2 separate regions of the Homo sapiens genome follow, and region 2 is linked to region 1. Evidence: chromatin contacts called from ENCODE Hi-C or POLR2A ChIA-PET data. All regions are on one chromosome and are shown on one strand. Each heading gives the region's core, a stretch centred on a gene start or an enhancer-like site at or near the end of the contact. The rest is flanking DNA. Distances are from core to core; before and after follow the strand shown.

Region 1 (3,149 bases), core at 324-2,823:
AGGATGTCATTATCATCCATGTTTTTCCCACGAAGCTCATGAGGTAATGGTGCGTTCCTAACACTTCATTAATCAGCCTTTCCACCCTTGATAAATCTCAAGACGGCTTTGTTCTTTCTCGGCTCCTTTCTTCCCATCCCCGGAAAACAGTGCAATCTCACATTTTGTGTCACTTCTTAAAGTGCACACAAATGCTAAACGCAAATGCTGTTATATGTTTAAGAAAGAATGAGTGTGTTGGGGAAAGTGAGGAAAAATAAGACCATGTATTCTACAAATACACCATTCAATGCCAAGTGGGGGCTAGGCACTTGAATAGCACATAAGCCTATCCTTATCATACAAGGAACTTACATTCTAACAGTGATTACAGTAGTTCACCCCTATCCTTGGGGGAAAACATCAAGACCGCTGGTAAATGCCTGATACCAAAGATAGTACCAAACCCTAAATATACTATGTTTTTTTCCTATATATACTTACCCATGATAAAGTTTAATTCACAAATTAGGCACAATAAGAGGGTAACAATAACTAATAATAAAATAGAACATTTATTATAATATACTATCATAAAAGTAATGTTGCCAGGGCATGGTGGCTCATGCCTGTAATCCCAGCACTTTGAGAGGCCAAGGCGGGAGGATCACTTGAGGCCAGAAGTTCAAGACCAGCCTGGCCAACATAGTGAAACCCCATCTCTACTAAAAATACGAAAAATTAGCCAGGCATGGTGGTGCGCACCTGTAATCCCAGCTACTCGGGAGGCTGAGGCAGGAGAATCACTTGAACCTGGGAGGTAGAAGTTGCAGTGAGCTCAGATCATGACCCTGCACTCCAGCCTGGGAGACAGAGTGAGACTCTGTCTCAAAAAAAAAAAAAAAAAAAAAAAGTGATGTGAATGTGGCATCTCTCTCTCTCGTTCTCTCTCAAAATACCTTATTGTACTGTAAGAACAACTGAAACAGTAGACAGTGAAACTGTGGGTAAGGGTGGACTACTATACCTTCTAGCAACCAACAATGACAGTGTATTTCAAGACTTTTTGGAGCTTGCCATGTATTTCATAACTGAATAGACATGGACGCACAGAATTGCCTTCCTCATTCATCACTCTCTCAGATGTCTGCATCATTGAACTTGGCCAACTCAGTTTTCCTGCAGCTTGTGTTTGGCTGTCTCTACCATTCTGTAGCTTCTCCTGTCTTTCAGTCACTCATTCTCTATTGAATTCACTGACTCCTTTTCTTCTTTCAGATCCTTTATAAATAATATTTTTAAAGAATTATTTCTCAGTCCTGAAACTGTCCCTATCAACTTTATAAAATTGATCAGGGAAGAAGGGAGGGGAGAAATGGGAATCAGCCCAGCTTGCAGCACACACAGCATTGGTCATGAGGTCAGCTGCTCTCTGACCCCTTCCTCAGAGTTGTTTGCTGCCTGTTGCCCCAGAACCACATAGACTCTGTCACAGGATCATAGTTCCTTTTCACTGCTCTGCAGATAACATTGCAGCATTGTGAAATGTTCAGTTTTCCATCTGAGATGCTGGTGAAACTACTACTGACATCAGCTGGTCTGAAGGACCCCAAGAGGAGCTGACTCACCAAAAGCATGCAGCTGCTACCTCCTGATGATTTAATCCCCCTTGTCCCGACCAATCAATGATCCTAATTTTTCAGCCCCTTGTCCTCCAAGATCCCCTTAAAAACTGTTGGCCAGGCCAGGTCCAGTGGCTTATGCCTGTAATCCCAGCAGTTTAGGATCCTGAGGTGGGTGGATCACCTGAGCCCAGGAGTTTGAGACCAGCCTGGGCAACATAGCAAGACTCCTTCTCTACTAAAAATGCAAAAATTAGTTGGGTGCAATAGTGAATACCTGTGGTCCTAAATAATCAAGAGGCTGAGGCAGGAGGATCACTTAAGCTCAGGAGGTCAAATCTGCAGTGAGCCATGATCATGCTACTGCATTCCAGACTGGACAACAGAGAAAACCTGTCTCAAACAAACAACTCTAGACCAGAACTCCTTAGGGAAATGGATGGAAGGGTTCCTTTCATTTCCTTGCTTGGCCACCCTGTGATCATTAAACTCTTTCTTTGCTGCAAACTCTGCTGTTTCAGTGTATTGGTCCTTACTGCACAGTGAGCATATGAACCTGGTGGTCCTGTAAGTCCTCTTTATTTTTCTCTGTTCATTCTTTCCATGGATAATTTAACTATTACCAATTTTAAATGTCACCTCTAAAGACACATCTACCTCTCTACCTTACTGAGCTTTTTTATAATGGAATTTTCTGTTTACTTTTCTAAGTGGACAAACAGTGCTATGCTGACAGGCAGTTGTTAGGTTTTCTGTTTTTCTGTGATGGGAGTCAGTTTTGTGTGTAAATCAGTTATAATTATATAAAGTCATGATGAACTCAAGGTCAAGTCCTTGTTTGGTCATACCAAGCTGAGAGATAACACTATTTCTGTGGGAAAACTTGATTTACTCTACACCGTGGTCTTTATGAAATATAATGTTGCACAAGGCAGACATTGAATGGAATGGGTCAGTAGTAAACCCATTTACAGCAAAAGTGAGCTTTGGAATGAAGACCCAGGCTGGCATTTTGTTGGTGCTCTTACATTGATAATTGGGCCTGGTCACTTTTCCTGGGCCCAGGGGCTGGTGCCTTTGCTTCCTGAACAGCAAAGAGTATATAGACTTCTATTTTTTTCTCCTCAAAGTCTCTGCAAGGAGCATAGACTTCCAAGGCCCAGGTTGCTAGTAGCCTCCTACCAGGAGCTAAATAAATCATCTGGCAGCCAAGCAGAGCCCAGGGCAGTGTGGCATAAGGGCATAAAGTGTGGGTTTAGGCTCCATAGGAGGGGCCCTCTGAATCTTGGGCCTACCACTCTGCCAACCCTCCACCTCCTCCAGGTTTCATGAGCTCCCACTAGCATGCTCACCACCAGGGCTATAGCAATAGCCTTGGTACCCCTGGGGCCCAGGCCGTGGTGGTTGAGGTTCACGTAGGACTCCTCCATGTTCCGAATGAAGTAGGAGACAGGCACTACACCCATCAGCTTGCAGGCCTCCAGGTACAGCTCCTTTTGTCCAGTGGTGAAAAATTTCTCATCATCTGCAGAGAAAGATGGGCTGAAG
Region 2 (3,493 bases), core at 306-2,805, 130 kb before region 1:
AAGCGTATGGAAAAGTGGAGGTCAGTGGTTCCCCTACAGGCACTCCTGGGGTGCTGCAACCAAATGCTAGGACAGAGACCCCCACCCCCACCCCACTGCCGACACATACACAAAGGGCACACTTTGGTCTCCACTCCTCTATTTTCCAGAGCAGTGGCTTTCGAACATTTGAAATCAAGACCTGCACTAAGAAATGCGTTCCTATCTCAACCCATTACTCAGACAAGCATACTACCCTGAGGCAAAAACTTTATGAAATTAAACGTTCCTTTTAACCTGCACTTCTATTCTTACATTCTCTTCTATTTCCTTTTTTTAAAAAAAATTCTGGCTGGGCGTGGTGGCTCACGCCTGTAATTCCAGCACTCTGGGAGGCCAAGGCATGCGGATCACTTGAGGCCAGGAGTTCGAGACCAGCCTGGCCAACATGGCAAAACCCCGTCTCTACTAAAAATACAAAAAATTAGCCAGATGTGGTGGCAGGTGCCTGTAACGCCAACTACTTGAGAGGCTGAGGCTGGAGAATCACTTGAACCCAGGAGGTGGAGGTCAGTGAGCCAAGACTGTGAAACTGCACTCTAGCCTGGGCAGAGACTAGAGACTCTAGCCTGGACAGAATGAGACTGTCTCAAAAACAAACAAACAAAAAAATTCTGTGTATGACTATGATCCCTTAACTTGATTTCATGACCCACGAATGGATCTCAACCTACAACTGGAAAAACCCACTACTCTGGAGGAGCTGATTCCGTACTCTGCTGGATCTTCAATTCCTGACCGCTGGAAATTGGCTGCAATTTTCCTGGTGAGTTCCTCCCTCCATGTTCTCCTCACTAATACACCCTACACCAGACCTCCAGTCCTAAAAGCCACCACCTGCTTCACGTCACCACACCTGTGCCAATCAGATTTCCTCTGTTCCCTCTTGGACCTTCAGGGACCTCCAGGATAAATGCCAGGATCCCAGTTACTGGCAGACTGAGAGAAGGATGACAGCCCCAAAAGATCACGAGGTTCCTATCTGTTCATATTTGGTGGGCAGCTTTCGTCTGCAAGAACAAAATACAAGCCGGGTGAGGCGGCTCACATCTGTAATGCCAGTACTTTGGGAGGCCGAGGCAGGCGGATCACCTGATGTCAGGAGTTTGAGACCAGCCTGACCAACATGGCGAAACCCCATCTCTACTAAAAGTACAAAATTAGCCAGGTGTAGTGGTGCATGCCTGTAATCCCAGCTACTCGAGAGGCCGAGGCAGGAGAATCGCTTGAACCCGCGAGGCGGAGGTTGCAGTGAGCCGAGATCGCACCACTGCACTCCAGCCTGGGCGACAGAGAGAGACGCTGTCTCAAAATAAATAAATAAATAAATAAATAAATCAATAACAAAATACATAACTCAAGCAATTTAAACAGTGAGGGGTAAAACTGAAATCACATACCAGGAAGCCCAGAGGTCTGCGGTTCCAGGGTTGGTAAATGAAGTGACCACTCTATGTCTATTTCTCTCTTGTCATTGACACCCTTTGGAAGTGTCTTTTTCTACCTTAGTCTCAGTATGACAAGAGTGCTATGTCAGGGGGCTTTTGTAGGTAGCAGAAGGGAAGGGTGAGGCCAGGGTTTCAGCTGGCTGGGCAAGTGGGTGAGTCACTAAGTGGCTGGGCCCCTTTAGCCCCATGTAAGGACAGGCTGCAGCCACCCACTGCCCGCCCCAACTGTGTCTGGACAGAAATGGACATGTCTGCTTTGCAGCAGCCACGCCTCATGCTGGGATAAACCTATGAATCAGGAAGGCCACAGATGCTATCACCCGTTTCTCTCCACCAGTTACAGGCCCCGAAAGCAGAAATGGCTGTGGCCTCACCTACGAATCCTGAATGGCGAACCCAGCATCCTGTCTCTAGCTCAGTGCTGGATTCCCTGGAGCAGGAGTGCCAAATGTGGCAGTGAGGGAAACTCTTTGGTTCTCCCTTCCACTTTGGGCTCATTCTAAGTCTATTCTCTAGGCACTGAGACCCCTCATGTTGATTTCTTCTGCCTACATGGGCCTGTTGTCTGTCGGTTTTCCCAGGAAGAGCTGGGAACTTGAGGGTTGGGGTGGGTGGGTATAATGGTGGCAGAGTCTCCCCCGGTTTCTGTGTCTATGGTAGTACCTGATAGCACAGACCTTGCCTTAACCTAGGTCTAGTAGCATGTGGGACTGTGTGTGAACTGGAAGGAACATGAGTGCCACTTCCCTTACTATGTAGATGTGGAGCCCCAGGCTCAGAAGGGGATAGTGATTTGCCCAAGGCCACACGGCTCCTTAGCAGCAGAGGCATACACTGGGGTTTCCTGGACTTCAAGCCTCCACTCTTTTGCCACTCCCACCTGTGGGGATCCCTGCTTTGCCCCCTAATTGGCTCCACCTCCCAAAGTCATCATAAATGGCCCAGGTGAGAGTGGTGCCCTGTTGCTAGGGGCTACCGGGTCCAGGCAGTAACTCAGATGCCTGCCCCAGGAAAACCCTGACAGTGGAGGAAACGCCTGTGTTTCTATCCCAAGCTGGTTTGCCTCGCTCCTGCTGAACACAGTAAAAAGAAGGTAGAATCCACACTGCAGGCCCTGAGACAACAAATGCTCACCCTTCTGAGGAAAGCTGCCTTTAACAAAGGGGAGTAGGGCTTGGCTGGCCCTGGAAAGAATTTGCTACGGGTGCTGGTGTTAGGGAGGGTATGGTACCAGCCAGTGTGTAGGAGTTCTGCTCATGGGAGGGTGTACCGGGTGTGTGCTGATTCCTCTGTGTGTGCCCAGGAAGACGGCAGCTAGTGTAGACAACCAGGGAGTGCCTGACTGGCAGCTGGAATGCCAGGGTTCTCTCAGCCACCTGTCGGTCCTGTGACCTTGGGACTTAACCTCCCAGTCTCAGTTTTTCTCAGCTGCAAAATGGGGATGCTAAGAATCTCCTTCACAAGATTGCTAAAGAGGTAAAACGAATGGATGTGCATATTCTCCCAGCGGCTGGACAAAGTGGCTTATGCCTATAATTCCAGGACTTCAGTAGGCAGACGCAGGAGGATCACTTGAGCCCAGGAGTTCAAGACCAGCCTGGGCAACATAGCAAGACCCTGTCCCTTCAAAAAAAAATTAAAAATTAGCTGGGCATGGTGGCATGCACCTGTAGTCCCAGTTACTCAGGAGGCTGAAGGGGGAGAATCTTTTGAGCCCGCGAAGTCGAAGCTGCAGTGAGCTATGATCGCGCCACTGTAGTCGAGCCTATGTGGCTGAGAGAGACCCTGTCTTAAAAAAAAAAAAAAAAAGTTGTTCACCCAGGGACACAGCATGAGGGCTGCTCTGGAGGTAGGGGCTGGCATGGAGTTGTGCTCCTCCCCCCTGGGCCCTCACTCTGCCTGCGGGTGTCAGGCAGTGTGTGGTCTGGGGAAGGGCAGGGCAGGGCACAGCAGCTCCCGAGCCCCTCGTCTGTGATTTCCTTCCTGACTTCCTTGGCTGCCCAAGG

The links. A loop is a pair of places that touch in the nucleus more often than their neighbours do. ChIA-PET counts read pairs that join two places held with the same protein, here RNA polymerase II (POLR2A). Pooled maps may share reads with other maps.
Region 2: POLR2A ChIA-PET joins it to region 1 with 11 read pairs in WTC11. The contact joins the promoter of LINC01629 here to the enhancer-like site in region 1. A Hi-C loop is called at or near these places in 4 of 50 pooled maps. POLR2A ChIA-PET finds 5 or more read pairs at or near these places in 3 of 52 experiments (OCI-LY7, WTC11 and activated T-cell).

Annotation. Positions count from the first base shown.
Region 1 is chr14:76,831,180-76,834,328 of GRCh38, reverse strand. LRRC74A (leucine rich repeat containing 74A) reads right to left here. Exons shown (of 14, transcript NM_001385106.1): 3 at 2,954-3,126. Among named protein-coding and RNA genes, the nearest start is that of LRRC74A, 6.3 kb to the right of the region's middle. RefSeq lists a silencer at 1,349-1,643. Within about 2 kb of position 1,573, at least 3 of the 41 ENCODE cell types and tissues checked have a DNase peak (open chromatin) inside an H3K27ac peak, as active enhancers do.
Region 2 is chr14:76,957,700-76,961,192 of GRCh38, reverse strand. It overlaps LINC01629 (long intergenic non-protein coding RNA 1629), which reads right to left and starts at 1,555. Exons shown (of 3, transcript NR_133913.1): 1 at 1,440-1,555. RefSeq lists enhancers at 1-47, 48-582, 1,665-1,734, 1,775-1,954.